5 separate regions of the Homo sapiens genome follow, and all the other regions are linked to region 1. Evidence: chromatin loops called from intact Hi-C (ENCODE). Cell type or tissue: IMR-90. All regions are shown on one strand. Each heading gives the region's core, and the rest is flanking DNA. Links, peaks and the distances in the headings are about the cores only. Region 1 has its middle 54 kb from the start of ANKRD62. Region 2 overlaps LOC101927511 (a long non-coding RNA gene). Region 3 holds the start of MIR7153 (microRNA 7153). Region 4 has its middle 17 kb from the start of CIDEA. Region 5 overlaps GNAL (G protein subunit alpha L).

What was found. A loop is a pair of places that touch in the nucleus more often than their neighbours do. Peaks named below come from ENCODE experiments on the same cell type or tissue, not always from the same donor. Only the 100,000 strongest peaks of a DNase experiment are listed, where the experiment ranks them.
Region 2: a loop joins it to region 1, with 10 times the contacts of the local background. A loop is called at or near these places in 95 of 110 quality-filtered maps.
Region 3: it touches region 1 in a loop (13-fold over the local background); 39 of 110 quality-filtered maps call a loop at or near these places.
Region 4: a loop joins it to region 1, with 2.8 times the contacts of the local background. A loop is called at or near these places in 4 of 110 quality-filtered maps.
Region 5: it touches region 1 in a loop (10-fold over the local background); 75 of 110 quality-filtered maps call a loop at or near these places.

The regions. Positions count from the first base shown.
Region 1 is chr18:12,036,282-12,042,598 of GRCh38, reverse strand. No RefSeq gene overlaps it. Among named protein-coding and RNA genes, the nearest start is that of ANKRD62, 54 kb to the left of the region's middle. RefSeq lists silencers at 3,433-3,502, 3,883-3,952 and an enhancer at 3,900-4,401. In IMR-90, for the core only: a CTCF peak has its summit at 3,465 (motif pointing right); DNase peaks (open chromatin) are centred at 858 and 3,488; H3K4me3 peaks cover 360 bases; H3K27ac peaks cover 264 bases.
Region 2 is chr18:11,935,722-11,942,038 of GRCh38, reverse strand. The region is part of intron 2 of LOC101927511 (a long non-coding RNA gene); the gene reads left to right. Among named protein-coding and RNA genes, the nearest start is that of MPPE1, 31 kb to the right of the region's middle. In IMR-90, for the core only: a CTCF peak has its summit at 3,971 (motif pointing left); a DNase peak (open chromatin) is centred at 3,968.
Region 3 is chr18:11,652,607-11,658,923 of GRCh38, reverse strand. It overlaps MIR7153 (microRNA 7153), which reads left to right and starts at 3,983; the gene lies at 3,983-4,039. RefSeq lists a cis regulatory region at 1,088 and an enhancer at 1,004-1,173. In IMR-90, for the core only: a CTCF peak has its summit at 3,428 (motif pointing left); no DNase peak of the experiment used is centred there; H3K27me3 peaks cover 3,193 bases.
Region 4 is chr18:12,233,815-12,240,131 of GRCh38, reverse strand. No RefSeq gene overlaps it. Among named protein-coding and RNA genes, the nearest start is that of CIDEA, 17 kb to the left of the region's middle. RefSeq lists a silencer at 2,758-2,837. In IMR-90, for the core only: a CTCF peak has its summit at 2,740 (motif pointing right); no DNase peak of the experiment used is centred there; H3K27me3 peaks cover 439 bases.
Region 5 is chr18:11,730,205-11,736,521 of GRCh38, reverse strand. The region is part of intron 1 of GNAL (G protein subunit alpha L); the gene reads right to left. Among named protein-coding and RNA genes, the nearest start is that of GNAL, 44 kb to the right of the region's middle. RefSeq lists an enhancer at 3,241-3,849. In IMR-90, for the core only: a CTCF peak has its summit at 3,384 (motif pointing left); no DNase peak of the experiment used is centred there; H3K4me3 peaks cover 235 bases; H3K27me3 peaks cover 904 bases.

The DNA.
Region 1 (6,317 bases), core at 374-5,373:
ATATTGAGTGCCTATATTAAACGTTTCTTATTACTTTTTTGTTTACCATAGTTAGGTTCTGAGCTGGGTGCTGGAGTTACAGTATTATAATGACATCATTCCTGTCCTGAAGAAGTTGACAATTTGAAGCAAAGGGAGACAAACATGAACACAAACAGGTACACAAGGTCATCAGTGTTCCATGCTGTAGAAACACAGCCGAGTGCTGGGTGCACAGAAGGAGCAGTGCATTATGTTGGGGTGGGGACTCTCAACATAGCTGCAGTGAGTTTTGATCACCACTATATTGTTGCCTGAGTGACACAGCGAGACTCATCTCAAAAGAAAAAAAAAAACACAAAGATCGCCTCAACCTCCCAAGTCTCAATCTTCCCATCTCAGCCTCCTGAGTAGCTGGAACTGCAGGCACATGCCACCACACCTGGCTAGATTTTCTATTTTTTTGTAGATATGGGGTCTCGCTATGTTGCCCAGGCTGGTCTCAAACTACTGGGCTCAAGCAATCCTCCTGCCTCAGCCTCCCAAAGTGCTGGGATTATAGGTATGAGCCATCATGCCTGTCTTGATTATCTTTGATAAAAATGGAGGTGATTCTAGAGAGAAATTTTGTTTCAGTGGAAAACTACAACCCATCCTGGTGGGTTATCAAATACTTGTCATGTTTACTGTCTTTGAGTTATTTTCACCTCTTTGTAAACTGGATCTGGCCGTCTTGTGCATGTTGTCAGTAATGAGTGTTTCCAGTATTCTCCCCTGTCCTAATTTGGCATCACTGAGAACTAAAACTGCCCTTTTCCAGAAACCCTGAAACCTGAAGCTGAATCACTCAGTGTAACTTTAACAGAATCATCACCACAGCAGTTTGGGTGACTCAGAAAGTTCACCAGAGCACAATCCTCCAAGCGCCAGGAAATAACAGGACTGCGATGCTGTAACTGCCATCCTCATTCCGCTATGTAAGGATCCTTGGAGACCAATATCTAGAAATCTGAACTAATGGCCCTCTGAACTTAGAAACAGGATCTATAGTCAGCACCGATGGTTAATCTTTGTATTTCTTTTGTATCCATAGAAATGCCCTCATTCAATGCCTGATTGCTTGCACACATAAAGACCCACCTTTGGGGGTGCCCCACCCCCACCTGCACCACCACCTCCTGAAATGAGACACAGCTGTTTAACTGGACTGAGATATTCCCAGGGCAGAGAGACTGGTTTAATGGGAACAATCAAATAACTTCGCTTCTGGAATGTGACACATCATAGAGAAGTTTCAGACAGGGAAATGAAGGGCCTAAATGATGCCACTCCACAATATGCCATTGTGGCATAAGGATTATTTTGAGCTGAAGGTAATGGAGGATCCACAGGTGCTGAAAGAGTTCTCTGTCTTCTCCTTTTCTGCCTGAAATCAGATCATAAATGCCTTCTTGTGAAGGTGGCATAAAGTACCCTGTGAAGGTGTCCCCCTCGCCCCCACCAAGAATAGAGTGGCTCTTATCACCGGAGTTAGCACCAAGATGAGTCCACATAAACAAGCCTTTCTGAAATAGCCTTGTCTTCCATCACCTTCCCCAAATACTCCCCAGTCACTTCCCAGTGCCTTGTCCTCCCTCAAGGTCAAATCCTCTTTTCTTTGTTAAAGTTATCAGCCCCTGAGTCTCGCTGCTTCTTTGAGTTCCACTTCTTTTCTGTGAATTCCTATGCACATAAACATTAACAAAAATTGTATACTTTTTCTCTTATTAATCTTTATTTTCAGTGTAATTTGCAGGTCCCCATTAACTGAACCTAAGAGGGTGGAGGAAACATTTTTCCTCACCAGCAATATATCTCTCACTTAATCCTTAACCTATGAATAGGTACCATGATTATCTTTATTTCACTGATGATGCCACTGAGGCACAGATAATGTAAAAATCCTGTCCAAGGTCTCTCTCATAGCTAGTAACTGATGTAGTTGGGACATATTAAATAAATGATGATTGGCATGTTCAGTCGAGTTAAATAAGATTTTTCTGAGTGTTCTGGGAAGATTTTGAAAATAAAGCCATGGCTCCGTTCTTCAAATATTTATTTAATTGGCAATACTTGTTACCAACACAAAATTGCACACGTCAGTGTCCGGAAGCATAACTCAGATTCCATCTTATACTTAGCCAAACCTGATTAAATGGTTTCCCAAAGTTACTGTTGTAGCCATACAAAGACAAAAACAACCTCTTGTCAAATCAGAAGAGCCACAGAAAACAAGAGAGTACCTCAAAGTCAACCAGTGACTGCTGAAAAACATCTATCCAGAAAAAAAAAAAAGAAAAAAAAAAACAGGCATGGCTTTGGGAAGAAGACATGAATTTGAGATCTAGCATGAGGAAGTATGGAGAGGGAAACTGGTCTAAAATACTGTTACATTATAAATTCACCACTGGCCAAGTGTCATGTGAAAAGACAGATGAAGGACTATGAAGAAATTAAAACTGATTTGCTCAGACAGTGAAGACTGAATGTGTTTGTAAAAGCTTCATACATGGACAGTTAAATATGTTGATCACTGCATTTTGTTTGTAACTTGCTGGTCATTGATGTTTCTTAAAACTGTTGTTTAAGGCATTACAGGTATTTTTCTGCAACAGTCAATATGAGGATTTGTACTACAAGAGATAAAATATATGCTATCATTGTTTTTTGTGTGTTTGTTTTTTGAGATGGAGTTTTGCTCTTGTCACCCAGGCTGGAGTCCAATGGCGCAATCTCAGCTCCTGCAGCCTTGGCCTCCTGGGTTCAAGAGGCTCTCCTGACTCATGCTCCTGAGTAGCTGGGACTACAGGCGTCTGCCACCACACCTGGCTAATTTTTGTATTTGCAGTAGAGATGGGGTTTCACTATGTTGGCCAGCCTGGTCTTGAACTCCTGACCTCAGGTGATTCGCCTGCCTCGGCCTCCCAAAGTGTTGGGATTACAAGTGTGAGCCAACGTGCCGGCCTATCAATGTATTCTTTAAGCATCTTTTTATTTTGATAAAATGTAAATTTGTTTAACCCTGCTGCATGCAATAACTCAGCCCCCAAATCCTGTTTCAATTTAAAAAACAAAAACAACACCCTCTTGTCAAAAACTTGATTAAACTCTGGGTGAACTAGTTTTCTCACTTTTTTTCTCATCAGGCTTAAATTTTTATTGCATATCCTTACTTTAGCCATGGACTGAGTTGGTATTTTTTGGTTATGCACTCACAGCACGGCACAACGCATGGAATAACGGCATGTGTTCCGTCACAGTCCCCGCTGTCCTGTGCCCCTGCCATTCGCGGATACAGCCGAGCCCCACGGTTAAGCTCCTCCCGACCCAGGGACAAATGGCCTCGCCCAAGGGCGCAGGACGAGTCCCAAGCCCAAGCCATTCTGCAGGGCCCTGACCAGAGGGCGTCTGCGGCCTCGCGTGCTGCGCAGTTCTTCCGCTCGGACAGCAGGGGGCGCGCTGCCCTTGGCAAAGAAAGCCTCCGCGCCCAGCGACCAGCACCCAGCGCCCGCCTATACCGCCGCGCGGGCCGGTACCGGGTCAGGGCGGCGCGGAGCGTGGGTTGCAGAGACAACCCCAAGTGGTGGCTGGTCCCGGCGAGTCTGTTCCCGTTGTGCTGTCGCCTCGCAGCCCAGGGCTCCCTGAGAGTGAGGAGAAAGCTCAGGCTCCCAGGGCGGGCCCGCTTGGTCCCGGGAACTCGGGAGTCACCGCCGTCAGTGTGACCGGGTCCGAGAGCGCGGGTCGTTGGAGCGCAGTGTGGCCGCCGCGTGGGGACGTCTTGGGGGAGGTGATGGCGACGCTGGGGGCCGACCCGGGGCACCGCGTGGTCCCAGACAGCTGCGCCCATCAGGGCAGACGGGCGCCCCAGCCCCTCAGTCCAGCCCGGGCCCATCCTGCTCCGGGCTGCGGGGACTGGGGGCGGGCCGCCCGGGGGCGGCCTGGGGCCTTGGAGATGTGACCCAGGTGACACGGACTCTGGGACCACCTGCCTCTCACACCGGGGTGCCCGAGTGCCCTCATGATTTGAAGAAGAGGGAGACAGAGTCGGAGCCCAAAGCATCTAAAGGCCGCGCTGGCAGCACGCACCCACCGGGAGGAGATGACGAAGCCGCCCTCGCGTCTGAAAGCGCCTTCCTTCTACGCGTGCAGGGACGCGCCTGGCAGCGGCCCACCCTGAGGCTGCAGGACAGGAACCGGTCCCCCGGATTCCTCTTCCTCAGGAGCCCTTACAGAGTCCACACAGCCGGCTGCGAGGGAGGACAGAGCCCACTCACATCTCCACGTGTGGAGGCCGCCTGGCCTGGAAGCTCATTCCCTGCAGAAACCAGTCTCTCCAGGAGCCCCAGGGTGCCCCTAGCAGGAATCACCACACCCATAGCATAGCTCTCTTCCATTACTTAGTGATGGCGCCTCCCAAATCAGCTTCCCCCTGCCAGCCAGGAGCTGTTTTCGCCATAGGCACTATTGCCTAGTAGGCAGCTGGGACATTCCACCTTCGCCTTCTGCCAGGAGAACAGGTAGAAGGCCAACTGCATTTAGTTCAAATAATGCAAAAAGGGAAACATTGTTAAACTTTTGCATACGAATATTGATTTTATTAAAATCTGGAGATATCTTTTTTGAGACGGAGTTTCACTCTTGTTGCCCAGGCTGGAGTGCAGTGGTGTGATCTCGACTCACTGCAACCTGCGCCTCCCAGGTTCAAGCGATTCTCCTGCCTCAGCCTCCCAAGCAGTTGGTATTACACGCGTGGGCCACCATGCCCGGCTAATATTTTTGCATTTTTAGTAGAGACGGGGCTTCACCATGTTGGTCAGGCTGGTCTCAAACTCCTGACCTCAGGTGATCCACCTGCCTTGGCCTCCCAAAGTGCTGGGATTACAAGCATGAGCCACCTCACCCGGCCTAAAATCTGGAGATATCAAACCTAAATATATATTCCCTTCTTTTACAAAGTGAAAAAAAAAAACACAAAAACTAACTCTATAGAATGTGAAAACAGAGACATATCTTAATAGTAACACATGTTAAGTGCTTTGATTCAATTCCTGTTGTTGAAACCCAAAAGCAAAAAAACCCCAAAACCTTTGAGAAAGCTGCTGGTACCAAAATGGAGTCACTTACATTAAACTCCAGCAAAATGGAGTGGTGGGAGGCCATCAAGAAGCCCTCACGCCCACATGCCTGAAACAGGACTTATCCCAAGACTTTCCTGCACCCAGACCAGCATCACGACTTAGTGCAAGGACTTCTTGAGGCCGCAGTATTCCAGATCTGCCACCAGCACGCAACACTGACCTGGCAACAGCCGCCTCCCCCAATCAACAGAGCCAACTCCTGCAGTGAGCTTCTGTCACCTACGAGCCTTGTTTCAAAGCCGCTCATGTGTACATCTGTTTGTCTTTAAAAGATTCCTCTTTGGCTAGGTGCAGTGGCTCATGCCTGTAATCCCAGCACTTTGGGAGGCCAAGGCAGGCAGATCGCTTGAGGTCAGGAGTTCGAAACCAGCCTGACCAACGTGGCGAAACCCCATCTCTACTAAAAATACAAAAATTAGCCGGGTATGGTGGCGAGTGCCTGCAATCCCAGCTACTCGGGAGGCCGAGGCAGAAGACCCACTTTAACCCAGAAGGCAGAGGTTGTATTGAGCCAAGAGCAGAGCGAGACTCCATCTCAAAAAAAAATAAAAATAAAAATTTATCTTTGCCACGACATCCCTGGATATGCCCTGATCCATCATTATAGCACACACATCCTGAACTATAATCCCTTGCCTAGTCCCAAGTGAGCCCATTTGTTCTGGGTCCTATCTGAGCTTCTTTTTAGCCTGACACCTGCACAACTGCTGCGTGTGGTGACTCACAGTTACTAATATCTCAGTGAAACTCTTCTCCAAGCCAAGGGGCCCAACAGACTTGGCCCTCCGTGCACAGGCAGGCCTGATGCATGGGAGTGGCTGGGAGCCACCACCCTGTCAAAGGCGGAGACCTTGGAACCACCTGATGGCATTCCAGACTTATAGGTGGATAATTAATGACTTCACAGCATGGAAACTTCCAGTTGGCAGCAGTTGCAGGCCATTCTGACCCTTACTGAGATGGTTTTTGGGGAACGTGGTCCAGATGGTGGATGTGACACTCTCAGCCGGCACAGGTATGAGGACTGAGGCCATCCTCGGGCAGGGGCAGGAAATGGAGGATTGCCAGCTGTCTGGATCTGGGCAAGGGCTATGAGGTGGCACACCATCCAACCTGAGCAACTCTTGGCCCTACACGCCAGCTCCTTCCCCCAAGGTTGGC
Region 2 (6,317 bases), core at 914-5,913, 100 kb after region 1:
TGGTTATTCCTTGATGAAATGCTAAACAAGGGGTGGATTATTCATGCCTCCCCTTTTTAGACCCTACAGGGTAATTTCCTGATGTTGCCATGGCATCTGTAAACTGTCATGGCGCTGGTGGGAAGGTAGCAGTGAGGACAATCAGAGGTCACTCTTGTGGCCATCTTGGTTTTGGTGGGTTTGGGCTGGCTTCTTTACTGCAACCTGTTTTATCAGCAAGGTCTTTATGACCTGTATCTTATGCTGACCCCCTATCTCATCCTGTGATTTAGGATGCCTTAACCGTCTGAGAATGCAGCCCAGTAGGTCTCAGCCTCATTTTACCCAGCTCCTATTCAAGATGGAGTTGCTTTGGTCCACACACCTCTGACAGTGGGGTTACATGACTGTAATCCCAGCACTTCGGAAGGCCAAGGCAGGAGGATTGCTTGAGCCCAGGGGTTCAAGACCAGTCTGGGCAAGATGGTGAGACCCTGTCCCAACAAAAAAATTTTTTTAAATGTATATTTAGCTGGGTGTAATGGCATGTGCCTGTAGTCCCAGCTCCTGGGGAGGCTGACTGGGGAGGATTGCTTGAGCCTGGTAGGTCAAGGATGAAGTGAGCCATGGTCACACTACTACACTCCAGCCTGGGCAACAGAGTGAGACCCTGTCTCCAAAAAATATATAATAATAATAATAATAATAATAATGAAGTATGTGTTGCCCATATCTACTCATTCATGGGTAATCTTGAAACTGCCTTTGCAAAAGTTATATCCATGAGAAAATTATAACGGTAAACTAAGCTAGCCTAACCTCCATCTTGCCTTTCCCTTAATTATTCCCAGATTATTGGACTAAGCTAACTTTGGAAGACCTTTCAGCTGCAGTTTAAATAATAACAGGCCTTGCCCAAAACTCAGCTGCTTTTGTAAAGCTAATTGGAGGCCATCACGCTGAGAGAGGAGAGGAGGCTGGGTCCTGCTAAGTTATTCAGAATGTTATAAAATATGATACATCCCCAGTTACTCCTCCAAATAACACCATTCTTGAAGATTGGCCTTTTGAGATATCTTTCCAGGTTTTTTGCATGTCTGACACCCATGGCTCCACCTGGATGACAACCCTTGCTCCTGTGGCTGCACCTAGAGTCGACCAGCCCACAGGAGGACCGCTTCAACCCACTATGATTTCATCTCTGCCCCCAACCAATCAGCAGCAAGCACCTGTTACCTAGCACCCCCCCTCCCCAACACTGCTTCCCCCAAACTGCCTTTGAAAAACCCCTAATCTGATGGGGCGTGGTGGCTCATGCCTGCAATCCCAGCACTTTGGGAGATTGAGGCGGGCAGATCGCGAGGTCAGGAGTTCGAGACCAGCCTGACCAACATGGTGAAACCCCGTATCTACTAAAAACTACAAAAATTAGCTACTAAAAACTACAAAAAAGCTACAAAAATTAGCTGGATGTGGTGGCACGTGCCTCTAATCCCAGCTACTCAGGAGGCTGAGGCAGGAGAATCGCTTGAACCCAGGAGGTGGAGGTTGCAGTGAGCCCAGTGGGTGACAGAGTAAGACTTTGTCTCAAAAAAAAAAAAAAGAAAGAAAAAGAAAAAAACCCCTAATCTACGAGCTTTGAATGAGATGATTTGAGTACCAATTCCATCTCCCAGTGTTATGGCCAGCCTTGTGTCTATTAAACTCTACTACAATGCTGTGGTCCTTTCTTTCTTTCTTTCTTTCTTTCTTTCTTTCTTTCTTTCTTTCTTTCTTTCTTTCTTTCTTTCTTTCTTTTTCTGAGACAGAGTCTTGGTCTGTCACCTAGGCTGGAGTGCAGTGGTGCAAACTGGGCTCACTGCAACCTCCACCTCTTGAGTTCAAGCAATTCCCATGCCTCAGCCTCCCGAGTAGTTGGGATTACAGGCATGCGCCACCACCCAGCTAACTTTTGTATTTTTAGCAGAGATGGGGTTTCACCATGTTGGCCACCTGGTCTCGAACTCCTGACCTCATGATCCACCTGCCTCAGCCTCAGCCTCCCAAAGTGCTGGGATTACAGGCGTGAGCCACTGCACCCAGCCTGTGGTCTTTCTTTATGCAGCGAAGAACACCTCAGGTAGCTACAAATTTTTCTCTTTATACTTTTCAGTGTTTTCAAATTCCTTGCAATTAACATATATTAATTTATATTTTTAAATATATTTAAAAAGTAAAGTTTTGCTAGGTGCAGTGGCTCACACTTGTAATCCCAGCACTCTGGGAGGCCTAGGCAGGTGGAACACTTGAGGCCAGGAGTTGGAGACCAGACTGGCCAACATGGTGAAACCCCATGTCTACTAAAAATACAAAAATTAGCCAGGCATAGTGGCACACGCCTGTAATTCCAGCTACTCAGACTGAGGCACAGGAATCATTTGAACCTGGGAGGCAGAGGTTGCAGTGAGCCAACATCGTGCTACTGCACTCTGGCCTGGGTGACAGAGGGAGACTCAGTCTCAAAAAAAAAAAAAAAAGTAAAGTTTTGCCAGGGTGGTGGCTCATGTCTGTAATCCCAGCACTTTGGGAGGCCGAGGTGGGCAGATCACGAGGTCAAGAGATGAAGACCATCCTGGCCAACATGGTGAAACCCTGTCTCTACTAAAAATACAAAAATTAGCTGGGCATGGTGGCATGCACCTGTAGTCCCAGCTACTTGGGAGGCTGAAGCAGGAGAATCAGTTGAACCCCGGAGGCAGAGGTTGCCGTGAGCCGAGATCATGCCATTGCACTCCAGCCTGGTAACAGAGACAGTCAAAAAAAAAAAAAAATAGGGGCTGGGTGCGGTGGCTCACTCCTGTAATCCCAGCACTTTGGGAGGCCGAGGCGGGCGGATCACGAGGTCAGGAGTTCAAGACCAGCCTGACCAACATGGTGAAACCCCGTCTCTACTAAAAATACAAAAATTAGCTGGGCCTGGTGGCGCACGCCTGTAATCCCAGCTACTCAGGAGGCTGAGGCAGGAGAATCACATGAACCCGGGAGGCGGAGGTTGCAGTGAGCTGAGATCGCGCCATTGCACTCCAGCCTGGGCAACAGAGTGAGACTCTGTCTCAAAAATAAATAAATAAATAAATAAATAAATAAATAAATAAATAAAATAAAGTTTTAGTGGCAGTTGGATATAAGAAGCAGACTACAGAGGGTTAAAACATTGATGGGTGTTTGGGATGGAAGGCAGTAGGTATTGGCAGGACAGCTATTGCACAAAATTATTCATTGACCTGAACATTCTCAATTCTTGTTTCTTTGGAAGTTATAAAGGCAGATATTTAACATGCTTTAATTAATAAAGTTCTTTTGCACTTTCGAAGACTATTCGATGGATAACACATTCCGTCCCCTGCCTTCCCAGCGTGGGCTGCCTCTGGCCTAGAAATGCAAATGTTTGCTTGTTCGTAAAAAATGCGTAGCCGAGAGCTTCAAAATGTGAGCAAGAACATCATATTTGTTTGCAAGTAACTAGCAAAGCAGCAGAAACATTGGCTGACTCCAATAATCTTTAATCATTATCCCCTTCCCTGCAGTTTCCTTCAGAAACCGTTTACCTGTAATTTGTTAGGAGACAGCTCTGAGCTTCTCATTATGAGCCCTTCACTAATTCCACCAGCTCATCAAAACATTTCAGATATTCTAATTGTTGGTACTTTGTCATCCTTTGGGACTTAATCTAAAACTCTGTCATGAGAGAATTTTCTTTTTCAGAGCTAAAAATATTGTGAATGGAACCATATTACTGGTGAGGTCAATACATGCTCCTAGACTGTTTAACATGAGAAGTAAATTAAAAAGCCTCCAGATTTTGTCTTTCCTAGTTAGCCTCTCTTGGAATCCCATGAATGATTTCTTTCCTAACTAAACACCTTACCTGGTTAGGATCTACTGTTCAATTGTCATATGAAGAGGAAACAGATTGGCTTCCCATCACAGCAGAGGGGCCACTTGCGCCATCTGCTGGGGACATTGCTAATCATTTTATAATTTCATGAGGTAATAGGCTCGATTCAAGTGAGTTCACAACCTGATCACTTTCAATATCTCCGACTAACAGCTATTTGCTCTGAGACCCTCCGTCATTAGATTATGTTTCAGAGTATAATTTAGTTTTCCTTTCAGTAGATAAAAATAATTTTAAGCCAAAATATGCAGAGTTATCCCAGTCACTGTCTGCTGTCACTCCAAAGGATGCCCTAAGGAGGGTTTAAATAATAGAGTTGAAAAATAGCTAATTTCTTTCTTTCTTTTTTTTTTTTTTTGAGACGGAGTTTCACTCTTGTTGCTCAGGCTGGAGTGCACTGGTGCCATCTTGGCTCACTGCAACCTCTGCCCCCAGGGTTCAAGCGATTCTCCTGCCTCAGCCTCCCAAGTAGCTGGGATTACAGGTGCCCGCCACCACGCCCAGCTAATTTTTTGTATTTTTAGTAGAGATGAGGTTTCACCATGTTGGCCAGGCTGTTCTCGAACTCCAGACCTCAGGTGATCCACCCGCCTCGGCCTCCCAAAGTGCTGGGATTACAGGTGTGAGCCACCTCGCCTGGCCAAAAAGTAGCTAATTTCTTTAGGGCAATCACAGTGGTGTGCGTGTGTGTGTGTGCGTGTGCGTGTGTGCGCTTTTCCCTCAAACTGATGTCACTGACTTCTTTCCTTCTTCCCCTTTTGTTTCTTCTTCTTCTTTCTTTGTTTTGCTCTTTCCATTCTCCCTCCTCTTCTTCTCCTCTTTCCCCCTCCTTCTTCTTCTCCTCTTCCTCTCCCTTTTCTTTTTTTTTTCTTTTTTTTCTTTTTTTTTTAGGGATGGGAATGTGCTCTGTTGCCCAGGCTTGAGTGTAGTGGCTAGTCACAGGTGCAATCATAGCTCACTGCAGCCTTGAACTCCTGGCCTCCAATGATCCTCCTACTTCAGCCTCCTGAGCAGCTGGGACTACAGACATCTGCCACTGAGCCTGACTTTCTCTGTTTTCTAATTATCAAAAAACATCTACTGGGAATCTTGTCTCCAGGTTACACTATGATCTCCCAGGCATCTAGAACAAGACCCATGAGTGAAATACCTCTGTGTATATTCTGTTAGCAAGCTTTGCAAGCTCCAAAATTGTGGCAGAAGACAGTGACATGCCCTGGGGGAGGGAGGTTGGCCAGATAGCTCAGAGGTCTTAGGGTGCTTGGGTGCCGGGCTCAGAACTGGCCAGACTGTTGGGGCCTCTGCTCTCTGGAGAGCTGGAAAGGGTAGAATCAGGACCTGGGCTTAGAGTGTGCACACTTGGTCTAGGATTTGTCTTCAGGATCAATTATTTTCTTGACAACCATCTGGTTGCTTTCTGCTGAGCCCTGCATTGGCACCGGCATTCCTGCTCCTCCCCAGCCATGGTCCCACACCTGCACTCTAGGCCCCTCCACCCCTCCCCTGGGAAGCGCCCTCACTGTGTGGTAGTCTGGACTGTTCGACTTCTTGGCCTGGTAATCCCTGGCTTTCAATCCCTGGGCCCAAGCCTGCTCTGCCCATGGCTGAACTTCGCCAGCTCTGCCTGCTCAGGGGAGGAATTTTTTTTTTTTTTTTTTTTTTTTGAGATGGAGTCTCGCTCTCTCAGACTGGAGTGCAGTGGCACAATCTCGGCTCACTGCAACCTCCACCTCTTGGGTTCAAGCAGTTCTTCTGCCTCAGCCTCCCGAGTAGGTGGGACTACAGGTGCACACCACCATGCCCTGCTAATAATTCAGGAGAGGATTTGACAGTAAGTTGATTCAGGGCACATTACTTTCTTTGCTTGGTTACAGCTGGAGCCAGTTTGTTCCAACAGTTAGTAACTTTACATCTTTGATTTTCCTTGGGATGTGACTGCAGTGTTTCCACAGTTATGGCTCCAGTTCAGGAATTTAAGAAAATTGCTTTGTGTAACATGAACTGGAAACTAGCGAACTAATTTCTTTTCTTTTTTTTCTGTTTTTTTTTTTTTTTTTTTTTTTTGAGACGGAGTCTTGCTCTGTCGCCCAGGCTGGAGTGCAGTGGCGCGATCTCGGCTCACTGCAACCTCCGCTTCCTGGGGTCAAGCCATTCTCCTGCCTCAGCCTCCCTAGTAGCTGGGATTACAAGCGCCCACCACCACACCTGGCTAATTTTTGTATTTTTGGTAGAGACCAGGTTTCACCATGTTGGCCAGGATGGTCTCAATCTCTTGACCTCGTAATCTGCCCACCTCGGCCTCCCAAAGTGCTGTGATTACCGGCATGAGCCACTGCGCCCAGCCTAGTGAACTACTTTCATAAACTACAGACCTGCTTCTTTGTAGAGTGAGTTCAAATGA
Region 3 (6,317 bases), core at 844-5,843, 380 kb after region 1:
CACAGTTGGAGAAATGTTATGAATACATAAGAGGATACAAACTTTTCTAAAGATGTTGGCCATCAGAAAAATGTCCCTAAGAGAGAAACATTCAAGTTAAGACTCTAAGGTACGAAAAGAATTGGTCTGGTTGGATTGGATAGAGGAGGAGGGAAGGAGAGATGGAGAAGGGAATTAGGAGGGCAGGAAAGAAGAGGGTTAGAGATACAGCAAACCCATGAAAGAAACCTCCCAGGTCAAAGAAAGCTTGGCACCCAAGAATAAAAAATACAGCCCTGTGTCTGGGGCATGTGTCCCAGAGGAGGACTGGCTGGAGGTGAGACTGCATGGGGCCTGACACCACGCTGAAGATCACGGTTTCAGTGACTTAAAAGTTTGTGGAAGTAATGTTCTCCCAACTAGCTGCTGTTTGGAGCACGGATGGGGGAAAGAAAGCCTGTAGGATGCTCTTGGGAGTGTCAGGCCATGGAAATGATAGTTGCTTTGGTTAGGTTACAGGGAGTAGAGACGGAGAAAAGTGGATGAGGTTGAAATATATTTAGGACACAGAATGGGTAGGACTCAATGCCATGTTGGATGCAAGTGCGGAGGGACAAAGGGATCAAGGATGAGTTTGTCCTCAGCACAAATGACTTTCCCATGGAAGAACCATTTTGTGAAGTGGGATGAGCTTGTGTTGGGGGGAGGCTGACTCTGCACTGGTTTTGGGACCTTCTGAGGTTGAGGCAATGTGAGACCTTCACACGGGGATGTGCAGTTGGGAGTTGATCTGGAGGGCTGGAATTCAGAGCAGAGATTGGGTCGAGAGACGGAAATTTGGCATTGTGAACATGTTTGAAGCCATGGGAGTGGGTGAGACCTTTGAAGAGAGATCACAGAGTGAGAACTGAAGTGAGTTGAAAGCAGGATTTTGATAAATTCCAATGTTCAAACTAGGCTTGGAGAAGGAGCAGGAGCTCTGAAAGGAAACTCAGAAAATGTGGCCAGAGGGTCAGAGGGTAAACAGAGAGTGGTTCCTCAGGAAGCCGGGGAGTGGGTGTTTCAAGAAGCTTAGCGGTGTGCAAGGCTTCCAAGAGCCATGAAGAAACTGAGCAAGATGGCAGGCTTATCATCACGCAAGCCTCTGCTGGCCTAAAGGAGAGTGTTTTAGTGGCTGGATGTCCGACTGGGGGGTGCTGAGGAGTGGGGCTGAGGAAGAGTGGACGGACGGATGGCCAGATGAATCAAAACAAAGCTCCGGTGGGAAGAGAGAGCAAGGAGCTGGAGGGGACCAAATCCTGGGGGGGGGGCTCCCAGGGGCAAAGGAGAGCAGGCACGGATGCCAATGGAGAGGCATTTTGTGAGAAAAGGCTGAGGTTTTATGAGAAAGAGGGAAAAAGGGAGTGGAGTGCCTGAGGAGGCTGGGTGGGCCAGGGCTACTCGGAAGCATCTAGAGAAGTGCTGCCTTTTGATAGGAAGAAAGGGCTCTCGTTTTAGTTTTAAAAAAAAAAAGATGCAGTGAGTGGCATTGCTGCGCACAGGCTCTGGTGAAATGGCGTCAGGATGCGTCAGAATTCCTCACCGGCGTCTTCAGATTTTCTCTGAAGTATTTGAGATAAGATCATCTTCCATAGGGTGGCAGCAACAGTGGGAGGTTTGAGGGAAATGGAAACTGCAAGAAATTGTTACTGTGTGGAGGTGCTGGGGAAGCAGGCATTCGGAGACCTTTATTAGGTTTCATGATATGAAGATGACACAGGAGAGCTCATCAGCTCCAAAGTATTTACAATCGAATTTCCTAAAGAAGTGGACTGGCTGCACAGATTGTGGTCGCTGTCCTTCATGCTTGTGCTGGTATTTAGAGCACAGTGTCTCTGTCTTACCCCCCAAAGCAGCTCTGGACTCAATGTCTAATGAGCATCTGAGATGGCACCCCACCTTTTTAGTTTTGCTGTTTAAAAATAGTTTCACAAATGACTTTCCTCTGCTAGGGAGCAAATGTCAAAACACTTTCTGAGAACTCCCATGACCTGACTGTTGAAGTGACAAAGCCTATATCCCTTAGAACAAAGTAAATTCTGGTGCTTCTTTTTTGGTGTCTGTTTTGTATTGTATCTATTTTTTAGAGATGGGGTCTTTCCATGTTGCCCAGGCTAGAGTGCAGGGGGGGCATGATCATAGCTCATTTTAGCCTCCAACTCCTGCACTCAAGTGATCCTCGCACCTCAGCCTCCCGAGTAGTTGGGCCTACAGGTGGTGCCACCACACCAAGCTCTGTCTGTTGATTGGGATGCAGCTAGGGTGGGGTGAGTGGTAGAGGTAGATTCATTGGCACAGGAAGGCCCCCACACACATGAGACCAGAGGAACTGGCTCCATCCCTGTGTCTGACTTGCCTTTGTTGTAGAAGCAATGGTCCAGCTCCCAGGTCTAGAGGCTTGAGTTTGTTAAAATGTGCTGGACATCCAGACAAATCAGACACTTTTTATGGAAAGCTATATAAAGGACACCATCCTTCCTAACAATACCACAGAGATTCAAGGGATTCAAAAATCGAGAATGAAATCCGTTCCAAAGCACGATACTGATGGCCTAATTTTGGCTTATGTCCTGCTGAGTTACCCCCAGTAGTGGGCCTGAGCCCCTTGGGGGAGGGACAAAGTAAAAGGTGGGTTGGTTGGGGAGAAGTGTTGACCTGGAAGTTGTAGCTGAACTTCAGTAAACTCTTTTATGAGGGGTATAAGCTTTGCACCCTGATTACGTACTAGAAAGATAATTGCTATTCAAACTTAAAAATGGCTACATGTACTATCTTGGTTTCCAGTGCTCCACAATCTGGTTGGAGTCCCATCTATTCTTTCATGCTTAGTTGGAATCTTCTTCCCTAGCTATATTGATTAAATAGGGATGAATCACGCCCTTAACCACGCTCAGAGCACTCCTGAGATAGTATCTTCTTTCCCCTTTGTTATCAGTTCCTCAAAGACAGGAGGATGTCTCTTATGTGTTTATATTCCCAGGGTTTCATACTTAGTACTTTTTTGATGTGCTTACCTCTTTGAAGTTTTAGGGAACTTGCTCAATAATAAAGACTAGACATTGAATTTGCTGTCGAGATGTTCAAAGCTGAGGCTTTTTTTTTTCTTTTGCTGTGATTCCAGAAAATCCTGTCTTCCATCTGTGTTTGGGAGGCAACTGAGCGGTCTCGCCTGGCAGTTTCCTGTTGGGCTTGTTTCTTCAGCGGACCCAGGTCTGGTGTTCCTTCTCTGTCCCTCACCACGACCTCTCTACTATTGAACTTATAAAAGGGGAGATAAGGAGTGTAAACCATTTAGAAAACATATGTTTGATATTTATAGCTACAGAAGATATTTAAGGTGTGATTGATCACACGTGAATTTCCTTCCAAACAACAAACCGAGCTGGGAAAACACTCAGTGGTGTAGACCGCCCCCTGCTGGCCTCGTTCCGAACCCCAGAGCGCGCCGGTGCCATCCCGTCGCGTTGCCGCAGGGAGGGGAGGAGTACCGTGCCCACACCTAGGAATGTATCTTCGTGGAAACCCCATGGCACAGGGTGTTGTGTCCTTTGGAGCCCCTCCTCGCAGCTGTGAGCTATTTACTAATAGCTATCACGTGGGGAGGTTGTGTTGCTTTAAAAATGGAATGATATTTCTGCTTTACAGTTTTCCTAAATCTGGGCATCTAGTGAAGCTGTCCTTCGGGAATTCACGCTCCAGCTGGAAGCCAAAGGGGGAGGGCTGTGTTCTCTGAGGGAGTTGGAGGTCACCCCGTGCTGGCGAAAGGTCTGGGAGTGGAGCTCAGGAGGTCTGCCTTTGACTCCGGCCTCCTTCTCCAAACTGGGGGTTTCCTTGTCAATGGAGTGGTTTGACTAGGTGATTTCTAAGGACCCTTCAGCTGTGTCATGGTGGGCAGCACCGTCCTGCCTTCCTGGAGCTTACATTCCAGCTAGCGTGTTTACTCGAGCTCCTGTGCTCGGTGTGGTGAGAACTGACAAATGTGGTAGGTGGTCGAAGTCATCCACACCATGGACGGTTTACCACTTCTGTGACCGGACCCTGAAGTCGGGATTTGCTGGGAAGCACACAGGTGCACCCATCTCCTTCCAGGTCACTGCCCCAGTCAATTCGTGCTGGCTGAGGCCGTCTGCGCATCCAGCACTCCTTGGTAATTCTTGTATGTCTTCATTCCGCTTTTCCTGCATTAAGCATGGAAGCTCTTTCCAAACTTCTTGGTACCCGGGTCCTTTGATCCTCCTGCCCCTGCTGCTTACTCTCTTAGCAGAAAACCCTACCTCCCTCCTGCAGAAAAGACGCTGTCTGAATTGCTAGCCTTCCCCTCACTACTGGCTGGCTCTCATCAGTGTTGAATTTACCTTTGCCCCAACCAAAAAGCCAAAATACTGGATGCTGCATTTGCCACCTGCATTCCATATCTCATATCTTTCCTTCCCTTCACAGTCAAATTTCTTGAAAGCAGTGTCTACATCCACTGTCTTCCTTTCTTGCCTCGACTTGTTCCCGAAGCCACTGCAGGCTGGCTGACTTCCTCATCTCCACTCCACCGAAACGGCATCATTTCAAGGTCCCCCAGTACCTGCATGTTGCTGAAGCCAGTGGGCACCTAACACTTTTTGTTTGGGGCACTAGACCATTCCCCATGCTCTCGATCAATGCTCCTGGTTTCCCCCTTCATTTCAGCTGCTTATTTCCTGTGGTAAGGGTCCTGCTTGCTTTTTGTCTTCCTTTGCGTTCTTTCCCAGATGTTTTTCGGTTTTGCTCCCCATCCTGCCACCACGGGAGCAGAAGAGGCAGGTGCAGGGATGCAGAAGCACAGCAGGGAGGTGCTTTAGACGGGTTGGCTAGAAGGCCTGTGGAAGAGGGCATTTGGCCTTGCTCATTTCAGAATTCCTGCGAAGAGAGCACAGGGGCAAGGGCCTTCCCTAGATTACAAATGGAAATGAAGCACAAGCTTGAGTGCCAGAGCAGCATCAGCTGCTGTGTGGCGTGGGAAGGGACCCCGACGTCCTAGGGATGCAGGGTAGATCTGAGCTACTTGCTGGGGAGCTTGCCCTAGAAGTCTGCCAAGGTGGGGTTGGAGGGGCCCTGCAGATGAGAGCGGCCAGGTGAGCTGCCTGGACTGGGGGCAGGTGGGATTGCAATGTAACAAGTGGACGCCAAGAGGCCCCACCGCACAGCAGGAGCTGAGGTGGGGTTCGCCAGCAGTGGGAGACAGCCAGGCTCTTTGGGAGGGATGCCCGTACTAAAGGGAAAGTCACATTTCTCAGCTGGATTCCATTTCACTCTCACTTAAGTGGAACCAGCCAATGTGCACCCAGGACAGGATCCAAGGTGGGGACCCATGGAAGGAGCACAGGCCTCCAGCGCTGCGAAGGCATGGGCACCACTCCAGGCCCACATCCTCTTGGAGAAGAGCAAGAGAGTGGAAGAAGCAGGAAACGTTATTTACCCGCCTCAGAAGTCACCCAAGAGCTCGTGAAATTGGGCAGGGACTGTGGTAACATAAAGTTTCAAGTTCAAAGTTTATGTGTCCTTCCTTACTCCCGGTGGAGTGGGCTCATGAGAATATCCAAGTGTTTATAAAGGATAAAGAACCCACATTTTCTTTGCACATCTGGCTGGAAAGTGAGAAATGTATAAATTTTTGAAGAAACTGAAGGGACTGTCATACATCTGTAATAATGATACACGTAAAGTCTGTGGAATAACATGAAAAATCTGTAAGATGTACCATTAAGCGAGCAAAGAATAAAACTTGTGTGTTTGATTTTAACCGTGTAAAATCAAATACTTTTGAGTAAAACCTGGAAAAAACGTGAGGAAAATAAAACCAACTATCACTGTGGTAGGAGTGTAGGTGGATTTTTAAAAAATCCTCTCGTCTTATTTATTAAGAATAAAATAAGGTTGTTAATTCATTTTTTTGATTGTGGTATACTTTAAATTTCTTTCCTGGTGGTGCAGTGTACCCCACTTTTTTTTTCTTTCACTGGAACTAATGTTTCTGTTTGGAAAAGCACACATAGGCCAGGTGCACTTTGGGAGGCTGAGGCGGGTGGATCAGCTGAGGTCAGGAGTTCAAGGGGCCCTCCAGCCTGGCCAACATGTTGAAACCCCAACTGTAGTAAAAATACAAAAAGTTAGCTGGACGTGGTGGTGTGCACCTGTAATTCCAGCTACTTGGGAGACTGAGGCAGGAGAATCACTCGAACCTGGGGGGCGGTGGTTGCAGTGAGCCGACATTGCGTCACTGCATACCAGCCTGGGTGACAGAGCAAGACTCTGTCAAAAAAAAAAAA
Region 4 (6,317 bases), core at 463-5,462, 200 kb before region 1:
GACATATGATTCAGCAATGTCACTTTCAGGTATATATCCAAAAGAACTGAAAGCGGAGACTCAAATGAACACTCGTTCATTGCAGCATTATTCACAATAGTCAAAAGGTGAAAATGACACAAATGGCCATCCACAGATGAATGGACAAACAAAATGTGGCATTGCCAGACAATGGAATGCTATTCAGCCTTAAAAAGGAATGAGATTTTGATACATGCTAAAACGTGATTAAACCTCGGGGACATTATGCTAAATAAAATAAGTCTATCACAAAAGGACAAATATTGTATGATTCCACTTACATGAGGTACCTAGAGTAGTCAAATTCATAGAGACAGAATTGAATAGAGGTTCCCAGAGGCTGGGGTGGGGGCAGAAGTAGGGCACCATTGTTGAATGGGTACAGAGTTTCTGTTTGGAATGATGAAAAAGTCCTGGAAGTGGGTGGTGGTGATGATTGCACAGCAATGGGAATGGAATTCAGTGTGAATGCCACTGAACTGCATGGATGTACGTGCCCCAGCCAGGGATGAACAAGCTGGTGTGTTCGTAAATGGACACTACCCAGCGGTAAACAGGAACGAGCTACTGACACCTCCAACAACACGCATGAACCCCAAATGCATTATGCGAAGAGAGAAGCCAGATTCAAATGACCATGCACTGCATCATTCCATTTATGTGGCATTCTGGAAAAGGCAAAAATATAGGAGCAGATCAGGGTGACCAGGAGGCAGAGTTGTGGGGAGGGAGCCTATGATGGGGACACATGGGAATTTTGGAGGCGATGGGCTTGTCATATATCCCGAGGGTGGCAGTAGTTACATAACTGTATGCATTTGTCAAAATGTGCAGAAATATACATTAAAAAGAATGAACTTTACTGTGTGTAAGTCATGTGAAAAAGACTGGTAGGAGTGCAAAATGGTTGAGTCATTGTGGAAAACTCTGGCAGTTTTTGAAAAGTAAAGTGCACATTTATCCTATTACCTAGCAGCTCCACTTCTCCCAGTGTTTCACCCAAGAAAAACAAAACATTTGTTGACAAAAAGACTTGCACAAGAATATTCATAGCAGCCTTATTCACAGCAACCAAAACCTGAAACAGCCCTAACTAATGTTCACTAACAGAATAGATAAGCAGTTGCTGGTGTATTTATGCAACAGAATACTACTCGACAAGAAAAAGGAACAAGCTGCTGATCTACACAGCAGCACGGGTGAGTCCAAAAACATGCTGAGTGGGAGGGCCAGGCATAAAAGAGCTCAGATTGCACGACTCCATTTCTGTGAAGTTCAAGAACACGTAGAATGACCTATCGGGGGAGACTGCTCTTTCTGTGTCCCCAGAACTTTGCTGTGTTTTTAGGACATTGATCACTGATGACCTTGGTAGAGGATGTCACAGGCAGGAAGGGACAGAAAGGACTTTCTGGAGCTATAGGGAATGTCTGCATCTAGATTACAGTGTTGGTTACGTGGGTACAGACATTTGTCAAACTCACAAATTGTATGCCTGGAACTGTGCATTTCACTGAATATAATTTTTAACCTCAAAGAGAAAAATAATGTCTAGTGACAGAGTCAGAAAGCAATTATCTGGTTGGGGAAGGGGGCTGATGGGGTGGAGACACGAGGGAACTTTCTGAGTGATGGAAATGTTCTTCATATCTTGTTTGGTGTAGTCAAAGCTCATCAAACTGAACACAGAAGAACTGTGTAACTTATTGTATATAAACTACACCTCAGCACAAAAGAATGTAAAATATAAAATAAATAATGCTGCAAAAAGAGAATAGTCAATAGTTATCATATTTAAAAAATAATTTTTAAAATGTTTAATTGTGGTAAAAAAACACATAAACTTTACCATCTTAGCCATTTTTAAGTGTGCAGGTCAGTAGCGTTAAGTGTATTCATACTGCTATGTAACAGATATCTAGAACTTTTTCATTATCCCAAACTGAAACTCTGCACCCATTAAACAGCAACTTCCACCACCCCCTTCCCAGGCCCTGGCCACCATGCTTGTATTTTGTCTCTTTGAATTGGACCACTCTGGGTACCTCATGTAAGTAGAATCACACAGTATTTGTTCTTCTGTGTCTGGCTCATTTCACTTAGCACGATGTCTTTAAGTTTCATCCATGATGCAGCTTGTCTCAGGATTTCCTTCCTTTTGACGGTTGAATAATATTCCGTTGCATGCATGCAGTACGTGGTGATCATGCATCCACCCATCGATGGGTATCTAGGCTGCTTCCACCTCTTGACTACTGTGAATAGTGCTGCTATGAACGTGGGTGTGCAAATATGGCATCATAATTTTTAAAAATGAAAAACTAGGGCAGCAAAGATTGACTGTCTGGTCACTTTTTCCTTCCTTTTCTGCATTGTTCAGAGGCCAGCACAGGAACAGAGGACGACACCCATGACCAGCACTGAATCCGACAGTGACCCTGGGTAAGCAAACGCTCCTGCTTTTCCAGAGGCTGAAACGTGTGTCTTTGGAGCCAATGTAGAAATACAGCCGGAGGTTATTTCAAGCCAAAAGACAGCAAAGGTCGTCTCCTGTGCGTTTCCAGGGGCAAGACCCTCTGCACTGTCCAGGGAGGAGGCTCTCGTGCCCAGTGGTTTCTGCAGGCAACACTGGCTCCCGGCACGGTTTGCTCCCCAGATGGCCCCATCTCTATCAGGAGGCGGTGCAGGAAGGCCTGGGGAGAGCGGTGTGCGCCCGCGGCCACCAGGGGGCAGGCGACACGACAGTTACCGGGCACTGACAAACTCCGCACAGTTCCCGCTGAGACAAAGCACCCCTGGACTGGCTCCCCTGCTGTCCTCACCCCCACTCCACCCACCGGGCCATCTTCCCACATTCTGGCTTGCGTGGAGGTTCTCCAGCCACAGCTGTCAATAGAGGATTGGTGAGACCCTGGGGGAAGCCCTGAGGTTTATCAGCGCGCCTGTGGGTTTGCAAGCGTGTGCGTTCTATGAAGCTCTAGAGGAGGTGAGCTGTGGCCAGTGCAGCCCAAGCGTAGGGCTTTCAGAGCCCATGGTAACAGTTATGTCATTTTTGCCTGCCCTGCGTACGCCCCAGCGCAGGTGCGGCTTCCTGTGTCCCTGAACAATGCCCTACAAGCCCAGGGGAGAGCGTGAAGCTCAGCTCAGCTGAACTCGCAGCTACTTAGCTAGGGAGGCTATGAACATGGCTTCCAGATTCCCCACTCCTGAGATAGGATGGGCCTGCACATCCCCCCAGCCTCAGAAGGACCCTTTTTTGTCATAGGCCAGGGCGAATCTTCACCTCACTCCCTCAGGAATAAGAAACGACACTTAGGTGCTTCACACATGTCATTCACAAGCTCTGTGAGTCAGTGGCCCGTGGTAGAAACTGCTGCTCTACTGTGCCTTATATTTTTCACTCATTCTAAAATGAGCTATGGGATCTTGGGCCCACTCATTACTTCCACTTATCAACTGCATTTGGCCTATTTCATTGCTAGGACTTCTATTTTATAACCCCTTACATGGGACTTGCCACCAGATAGACTCTTTATACCATGATCCAGTTCAATTTAATTCACCGCGCATTTACCAAGAGCCTGCGTGTGCCTGTCCTTTCCCAAACAGCAGTCTGCTCAGATGTGTCCGATAGCCCCTCATTGGCTACGAGATGAATCACAGAGTTTTTAGCACGGCTCGTGCAGCTCCAAGACCTTCCAGCCCGGTGTGCCAGCCCAGGGTGAGCCTCCGCCAGGTGCCAGCTGCTGTGACTGTGGCCATTCCCCTGGACCCACTTGCCTGCCGCCCACGCCACCCCCTCCCGCCGGCCACACGGGCCCCTCGCTGATCCTGAATTCGCTGCACATGTTCATGAGGACTCCGTGTCCTCGTTCCTGTGGTTTCTACTGCTTAGAGTTCTTCTCTTCCTCCACCTAAAACCCACTCCTCTTCCAAGACCCAGCTCAAGAGGGGCCCTCCTGCAGAACCTCCTGGAACCCCCACGCCAACATCACGCACTGCTCCTTCTGCGTGCCCTGCCCTCGGCTGCGTTTCCACAGCACTCACCACTGATGACCTTGTGTACCTGTCTGTGTTCATGCGTCTCTCCGTTTGCTTCAAACTGTTAACTTCTTGAGGACAGGAATGATGTTACACCCAGCTCAGAACCTAACTATGGTAAATATAAAAGTAATAAGAAATGTTTAATATGAGCGCTCAATATGGCCAGCAGTGGTGCTAAGTGCTTTACATATTGAAAGGGTCCTGAATATGCACCCCCAAATGTGCCACTTTGGCATAAGGATTATTTTGAGCTGAGGAAACTGAGAATGGGCATATGCAGGACGAGCTGTCTGCCCTCCCCTTTCCCATGTGAAAGCAGGGCATAAACTCCCCTGTGAAGGTTCCCCCTCTCCACGCCAGGAGGGGAGAGTGACTCTTCTCACTGGAGAGGGAGTGAGCGTGAACAAACCTTGCTAAACTCACCCTCACCTTCTGTTAGCGTCCCCCATATGTTCCCAGCCACCTCTCCATGATTTGCCGTCCATGAAGCCCAAACCCCCTTTTCTCTGTTAAAATGGCAGGTAAGCCCCTGAGTCTAACCATTCCTTTGAGTTTCACTTGTTTTCTGTAAATTTTCATCCACATAGAACATTTATTTAAACAATTTAAATTATTTAATTCATTAAGTTTTGTAAAGACGGGGTCTTGCTATGTTGCCCAGGCTGGTCTTGAACTCTTTACCTCAAGCAATCCACCTGCCTCAGCCTCCCAAAGTGCTGGGATTAAGGGTGTGAGCCACCGCACCACTCAGCCACATTAATTTTTTTAAAATTGTTTGCCTTTTTCCTGTTTATCTGTCTTTTTAAAGTTTAATTTGCAGGGCCCCAGGCACTGAACATAAGAGGACAGATGAAAAGTTCTTCCACTTAGAAAGTTGTGACAGCCACAAGGGGCTCACTCTGGAGGCTGCAGCCGAGGTCTCAGGACACTGATCATGCTGACGAAAGGAGGAATTCTTACCACACCAGCCCCCCACAATTCTGCTCAGAATCTGGTCAAGCGAGAGCGGTAAGACTGACTCCAGTCTTGGCCTTGCACCTCCCCTGAGCGGCTAGAGCTTCTTCCTCCCATCACTCCTCCTTGCACGGCCTCTTACCACTGCATTTATTAAAAAGCAGAGAATCTGGAGGGTGCTGATCCTGGAGCACAAGCCCACATCCACCCAGCTGCCCTGAGGCTCACGAGAGGCAGAAGAACCGTGAGCCACGCTGAGCCGAGCCCACTCTTGAAAATGTCCTCAGTAAAGCCTGATTGGTGTCCGCACTGCAGGACACTGCGTTACTTGCATTTGCAGGTGGTGCCAGTGGGGACAATTGCCCCCCACCCCTGAATATGGGTTTTTGGGAGTGTGGACCAGCTGAGCTGATCGGGGGCGGGCAGACTCCCTCTTGTGCTGGTGGACAGCTTGCCTGGTTGGGGTTGTCACTGACCATGTGGAGATGGGATTGTGTTGAGTATCACAGAAGCCCTTGACGCGGAAGTGTGCAGGAGCTTTGCGGAAAGCAGAGTCCATCTCCTTGACCCTCCTGGCTGTTTGGATGTTCGAGTCCCCCGCAGGGCATTTTCCTCATGGCTGGAACAGCCTGGCCCTTCTCACTGGAAGCCTGTTTTCAGGAAATATTCTGCTCAGGGGATCATTGTGGGGAGACTGGGCTCATGCCCCATCACAGAAGAGACTCCTCTGGGGCCCAAATGCAAACTGGAGTAGCCCAAGGAGGCTGAGGGAGCTTTCCTCCACCTCAGCCATCTGCCCTCGACTAAGGAAGGTAGGAGGGGTTACAGGGGTGGCTTCTAATGAATGAAGGTCCTGAATTTGTTCCTCAGCCTGAGCCTATCGAGAGGAATGGGATAGACTTCGGGGTCTTTATGTTTCTTGCCCCAGAGACAAAACAGCAGAAAAGTGGACCAAATTTTTACCCAGATCTAAAACAGACCTTTATAATAATGTCCAGAATCTTCAGTTATGGGTGGTAGAACACTTCCCCTGCTGAGAATTATAACATAAATGAATTATTAAAAATTATAATTTCATAGTCTTTTTTTTTTCAAGACGAATTGTTGCTCTGTTGCCCAGGCTGGAGTGCAATGGTGTGATCTCAGCTCACTGCAACTTCTGCCTCCTGGGTTCAAGTGATTCTCCTGCCTCAGCCTCCCAAGTAGCTGAGGTTACAGGCCACGTCTGGCTAACTTTTTGTATTTTTAGTAGAGACAGGGTTTCACCATGTTGGCCAGGCTGGTCTTGAACTCCTGAC
Region 5 (6,317 bases), core at 774-5,773, 310 kb after region 1:
TTTCAGAACAACTGCTGTACAAATGCAGTTTAAAGGTATGTGATACTTTAAATCTTATTTAAAATAAAACTAATACTTCTACATACAAAAAAATAAAACCACAAAGAAGTATCTTTAAAAAATAATAGAGATAGGGTCTTGCTCTGTTGCCCAGGCTGGAACGCAGTGGTGTGATCATAGCTTATTGCAGCCTCTAACACGTGGGTTCAAGTGATCCTCCCGCCTTGGCCTCCTGAGTAGCTAAGACTATAGGTGTGTGCCACCATGCATGGCTAATTTTTAAATTTTTTGTAGACACGAAGTCTCACTATGTTGCTCAGGCTGGTCTGGAACTCCTGGCCTCAAGCAATCTTCCCGCCTCAGCCTCTCGAAGTGTTGGAATTACATGTGAACCACCATGCCCAGCCAGAAGTATCTTTAATAAAAGAAGTCTCTCCCTCTGTGGGAAGAAAATAGACTAGATTTGGAGATGTACTGGCATGTTAAGTCCCAGAGTAAGTTGCGGGACAAGACAGAGAGTAGTAAACTCTGCATATCAAATCACTATGTTAATAGATTCTTGTATATGAACAGGGGGAGGGCTCGAAGGCATCCGATAAACAATTGGGACCCAGGAAGGGAGGTTTCCAGTGTTGCTCTCTGTCCTTTTCCATTCTCTGAACTTTTTACTGTGACCTTGCATTTTTTTCTCCCTTCCTTCCTTCCTTCCTTCCTTTCCTTCCTTCCCTCCCTCCCTCCTTTCTTTCTCTCTTTCTTTTTTTTTTTTTGAGACAGGTTCTCACTCTGTGGCTCAGGCTGGAATGCAGTGGCACAATCTCGGCTCACTGCAAACTCCTCCACCTCTAGGGCTCAGGCAATCCTCTCAACTCAGCCTCCCAAGTAGCTGTTACTACAGGTGCATGCCACCACACCTGGCCAACTTTTTATAGTTTTAGTAGAGGCAAGGTTTTGCCATGTTGCCCAGGCTGATCTCGAACTCCTGGGCTCAAGTGATTCTCCTGCCTCAGCCTCCTAAAGTGCTAGGATTACAGGTGTGAGCTTCACACCTGGTCACATTCTTTTTAATTAAAGAGACCAGTGAGCTACTCTTATTTAAATGATCCATTCCTTATCATCACTCTCTTCATTGAGCTCAACTCACTTATTAATACCACTTATCAATACCTTATCAGGTCGGGCACAGTGGCTCACACCAGTAATCCCAGCACTTTGGAAGGGCAAGGCGGGTGGATCACTTGAGGTCAGGAGTTCAAGACCAGCCTGGTCAACATGGTGAAACCCCGTCTCTACCAAAAACACAAAAATTAGACGGGTGTGGTGGTGCGAGCCTGTAGTTCCAGCTACTTGGGAGGTTGAGGCAGGAGAATCACTTGAACCTGGGAGGTGGAGGTTGCAGTGAGCCAAGATCGTGCCATTGCACTATAACCTGGGTGATAAGGGCGAAACTCCATCTCAAAAAAAACCCCCACAAAAACAATAAACAAAACCTTATCAAATGCCCACCAATCCTCACGTCGGCCTGGCGTTTTCCCTGTGCCCACCTGAGTCCAGCCTTTCTCTTTATCTAGGATGCTCTCTTCCCACTTCTCTGCAAGTCCATCAAACCGGTTCTATACTTGGTTCAAGCACTCCTGCATCAGATAGGGGACGCTGGTCTAAATGCCATTTGCCCTTTAGCTTCCTGCCTGGTTGCTGTGGTTCTCTGAGAATGCCAAGTTTCTCCAGTAGAATAAATCCCCCCAAAGGCTATTTCCTACATGCTCATCAGATCATTGATGCTTACTGAGTGAACTACAGAATGACCCCAGCAGTGGTCCTGCTTAGGATCTGGTAGTATTCCCTTTGCAACCTAAAACCTCACCTGTTGAACGATGCCATGAGATCTTTAGAGTCCTAGGCGAGCCTATGAAACTCCCATGCTATCTAGAATGCAAGCTATTGCTAATCTCTCAGAAATTGCTGCTCTCCAAGGACATATCATTTAAGCCACACAGCCATGCTCCAGCCCTCAGAGCCCAGACATGATTGCCTCCACTGAATCCATTCTATGTGATTTGATCCTGTCCTGTAAAGAAAATCTACACCCGGCGCGGTGGGTCACGCCTGTAATCCCAGAACTCTGGAAGGCCAAGGCGGGTGGATCACGAGGTCAAGGGATCGAAACCATCCTGGCCAACATGATGAAACCCCGTCTCTACTAAAAATACAAAAATTAGCTGGGCGTGGTGGTGCACGCCTGTAGTCCTGGCTACTCAGGAGGCTGAGGCAGGAGAATCGCTTGAACTGGGAGGCGGAGGTTGCAGTGAGCTGAGATCGCGCCACTGCACTCCAGTCTGGTGACAGAGCGAGGCTGTCTCAAAAAAAAAAAAAAAAGAAAAAGAAAAAGAAAAGCTTATTGCTCTTCCCTAACCCCCAGTTCCATCGAGAAACCACCGAGCCTCTGGAAAGATGGTTTCATCTGAACTAAGAGCTGTTTCAAAAAGGATGAGGCCACCCCACATCTTCATCCCTTCTGGTGAGGCTGGGGGCCTCCTCCAGGAGAGAAATGATGGCGCAGTTCTACAGAACGGACACAGGACCTGTCCAGGAATGTGCAGAATGACACGCACACACAAGTTCTGGGCTTGGACTTTTTTTTTTTTTTTTTTTCAGTGATAGACATAGGGGATACAAGTGCAGTTTTGTTGCATGGCTATAGAGCATAGTGTAGGCATCACTTGAAGAGCGTACACTGTACCCAGTAAGTAATCGTCCCTCCCTCCCTCACATCCTGCCTCTCTAATGTCTGTTCTTCCACTCCTGTGTCCGCGTGCACACATTGTTTCACTCTCACTTATGAGAACATGTGGCATTTGACTTCTATTTCTGAGTTATTTCACTTAGAGAATTACCCTCAAGAAGACATGATTTTACTCTTTTTACAGCTGAATAGTATTCCATAGTGTATAAGTACCACATTTGCTTTATCCAGTCATCCGTTGATGGACTTGGAATGTTTTTTAAGACAGAAAAAACATCTCCAAAAGATGAAAATGAGAACACACCAGTGAGAGGCTGGGACCTTGCTGCCGTTTAGCTCCAGCTCTGGAGAACTGGCTGTGTCCAGCAAGCCCCCCAGCCTCACTGGCCTCACTCCCCAGTTTCGCTTCTGCTCTCCGCCACCTGGGTACAGCATTCAGCAGGCAGAGCAGTTTAAAGGGTGAGCAGAGGGAAACAGCTCACCCTTTTATATAGCAGGAGCTTCACACATGACAGCTGTCCCTCAGACACAGCACGAGAGGCCCACACCTCCAAGTCCCCAGTCGACGGCTCCCCGCGCCCGGGCGCAGCTTGGTGCATTGCAGGAGCCTTTCCCTCGCCAGCGCCCCTGTGCCACAGCGCCACCAGGCGGCCGTTCGAGAAACAACCCGACTCTGAGCACAGATCAGAGTCTTCTCTTCACATGTCCAGGTGTCCACAGCGGACCAGACAACACTACTTCCTTCCAAGCAAGTTTTATTTCTTCTTTCCTTGCTGTCTGCAATTTCTGACAAATCAGTTAATCACTGCCCAGAAAGCTCTTACTTCATGAATACATAACTGTAGGCATCCCTATACCCACTCCTGTGTTCCCGCCTTTCTATTTTTGCTGTTTCCCTCTTCGTGAATTTCCCTGTGCTTCTGCTTATGTGATTGCTGTAGCTAACTTACTGTGCTTCTCATCAGTTACTGGGTTCTGCTGATTTAACATTTACATTGACAAAACAATGTTTCAAAGCATATTAACATTTTCTTTTGAACACTCCGTCTATCCCTCCTCCATTTGTAAATGTTGGGAAGATCCATATTTAGAACCATGTAGTTAAAACTTGTTAGCACTGAATATTGCTAACATACAACACAATTGAAATGATAAAATCGGGGCAAAACTTGACACTATTCCTTTTTGAACAGATACCCATGGGTGAGGACAGACTAAATGTAGAGTTACGTGTGCTTGAGAACAAATGAGAAAAAATGACAAATAACCCAATTAAAATAGGAACAAAGGATTTGAACAGACATTTCTCTAAAGAAGATATACAAATAACCAATTTGCATAAGAAATGATACTCAACATTATTAATTAAGGAACTGCAAATCAAAAGCACAGTGAATAACATCTCACATCCACTAGGATGGCTACAATAAAAAAGACAGTAACGAGTGTCGGTGAGATGTGGAAAAATTAGAACCCTTCATACACTGCTGGTGGGAAAGTAAAATGATGCAGCCACATTGGAAAACTGTTTACGTTTTTCTTAAAAAGTTGAACATACAGTTACCACATGACCCAGCAATTCCAATTCTTGGTAATACCCAAGAGAAATAAGCATATATTTAGACAAAAACCTGTACACAAATGTCCATAGCAGCATTATTCATGAAAGCACAGAAGCAGAAACACGCAAATGTCCACCAATGATAAATAGACAAAATATGGTATACCTATATGATGGAATATTGTTCAACCACAAAAAGGAATGAAGTAGAGATGTATGTTACACATAGATAAAAACATTATGCTAAGAAAAAGAAGCTAGTCACAAAAGACCACATATTATAAGATTATTTATGTCAAATGTCCAGAATAGGCAAATCTGCAAAGAGAGAAAATAGACTAATGGTTGTTGGGAGGAAGAGCAGGAGGGGAAACGGGGAGTGACTGCTAGTGGGTCCAGGGCTTCTTTGCAGAATGATGAAAACATTCGGGAATTAGATATTCCAGTCCTTCAGCAGTGGGCTCCCAAGGACGGTGGTGATGGTTCCACGGCCTTGTGAATATGCTAAACACACTGAATTGTACAATTTTAAGAGGTGTGAATTCATGATATGTGAGTTATTTCTGCACTAGGGGAAATAAAAAAACAAATGGCAATCTTTCTGGATTGGAATTCAATTGCGCAGTGGGATTTCTACGTTCTTTCTTCTGTTTTGTCAAGGACTATATTCGACCTATCGTAAACTAAAAATAAAATCCTAAGGCCCCCCACTGACTGAATGAAGCTTCTTGGCCAAGGGTAACCTCAGAAAAACCTTAAAAACTGAATTCCCAGTCGGGCACGGTGGCTCACGCCTGTAATCCCAGCACTTTGGGAGGCCAAGGCGGGTGGATCACCTGAGGTCAGGAGTTGGAGAACCAGCCTGGCCAACATGGAGAAACCCCGTCTCTACTAAAAATACAAAAATTAGCTGGGCATAGTGGCGTGGGCCTGTAATCCCAGCTACTCCGGAGGCTGAGACACGATAATCGCTTGAACCCAGGAGGCGGAGGTTTCAGTGAGCTGAGATCACAGCACTGCACTCCAGCTTGGGCAACAGAGTGAGACTCCGTCTCAAAAACAACAACAACAACAAAAACTGAATTCCTGGCCATGATGGTAAGGGAAGTCAGACACACCTCATACCCCATTCTTTTTGGAGTTTAGGCACAAATGACTGGAATTAACATTAAAACAGAGATCATCAGTCTAATGCAATAGATTCTGTGTGGCAATAAGACACCAGATTATAAACAGGACCCAAGGCCATGCTAGGCAAGGGTTAAGTCACATGCTGCAAACTATGAAAGCTTGCTAAAGGTTTTTGTTTGTTTGTTTTTAATTAACTCGATATGACATGGCTTACTTTCCAATTTGACTCTGGTATAGTATCACATGACAGATAGCCGACCCCCTTAACTTAAGCATCCTTTGTACTGACTTCAAGTCTTTATTTTATTTTATTTTTTTTCCTTTTTGAGATGGAGTCTCACTCTGTTACCCAGGCTGGGGTGCAGTGACGCGATCTCAGGTCACTGTAACCTCCACCTCCTGTGTTTGAGAGATTTTCCTGCTTCAGCCTCCTTAGTAGCTGGGACTACAGGTGCATGCCACCATGCCTGGCTAATTTTTGTATTTTTAGTAGAGATGGGGTTTCACCATGTTGGCCAGGCTGGTCTCGAACTCCTGACCTCAGGTGATCCACCTGCGTTGGCCTCCCAAAGTGCTGGGATTACAGGCGTGAGCCACTGTGCCCAGCAAGTCTTTAGAAAAACTTAACTTGGCCAGGTATGGTGGCTCACACCTGTGATCCCGGCATTTTGGGAGGCCGAGGCAGGCAGATTACCTGAGATCAGGAGTTCGAGACCAGCGTGGCCAACGTGGGGAAACCCCCATCTCTACTAAAACTACAAAAATTAGCTGGGCGTGGTGCCGGCACCTGTAATCCCAGCTACTCAGGAGGCTGAGGCAGAAGAATCGCTTGAACCTGGGAGGTGGAGGCTGCAGTGAGCTGAGATCGTGCCACTGCACTCCAGC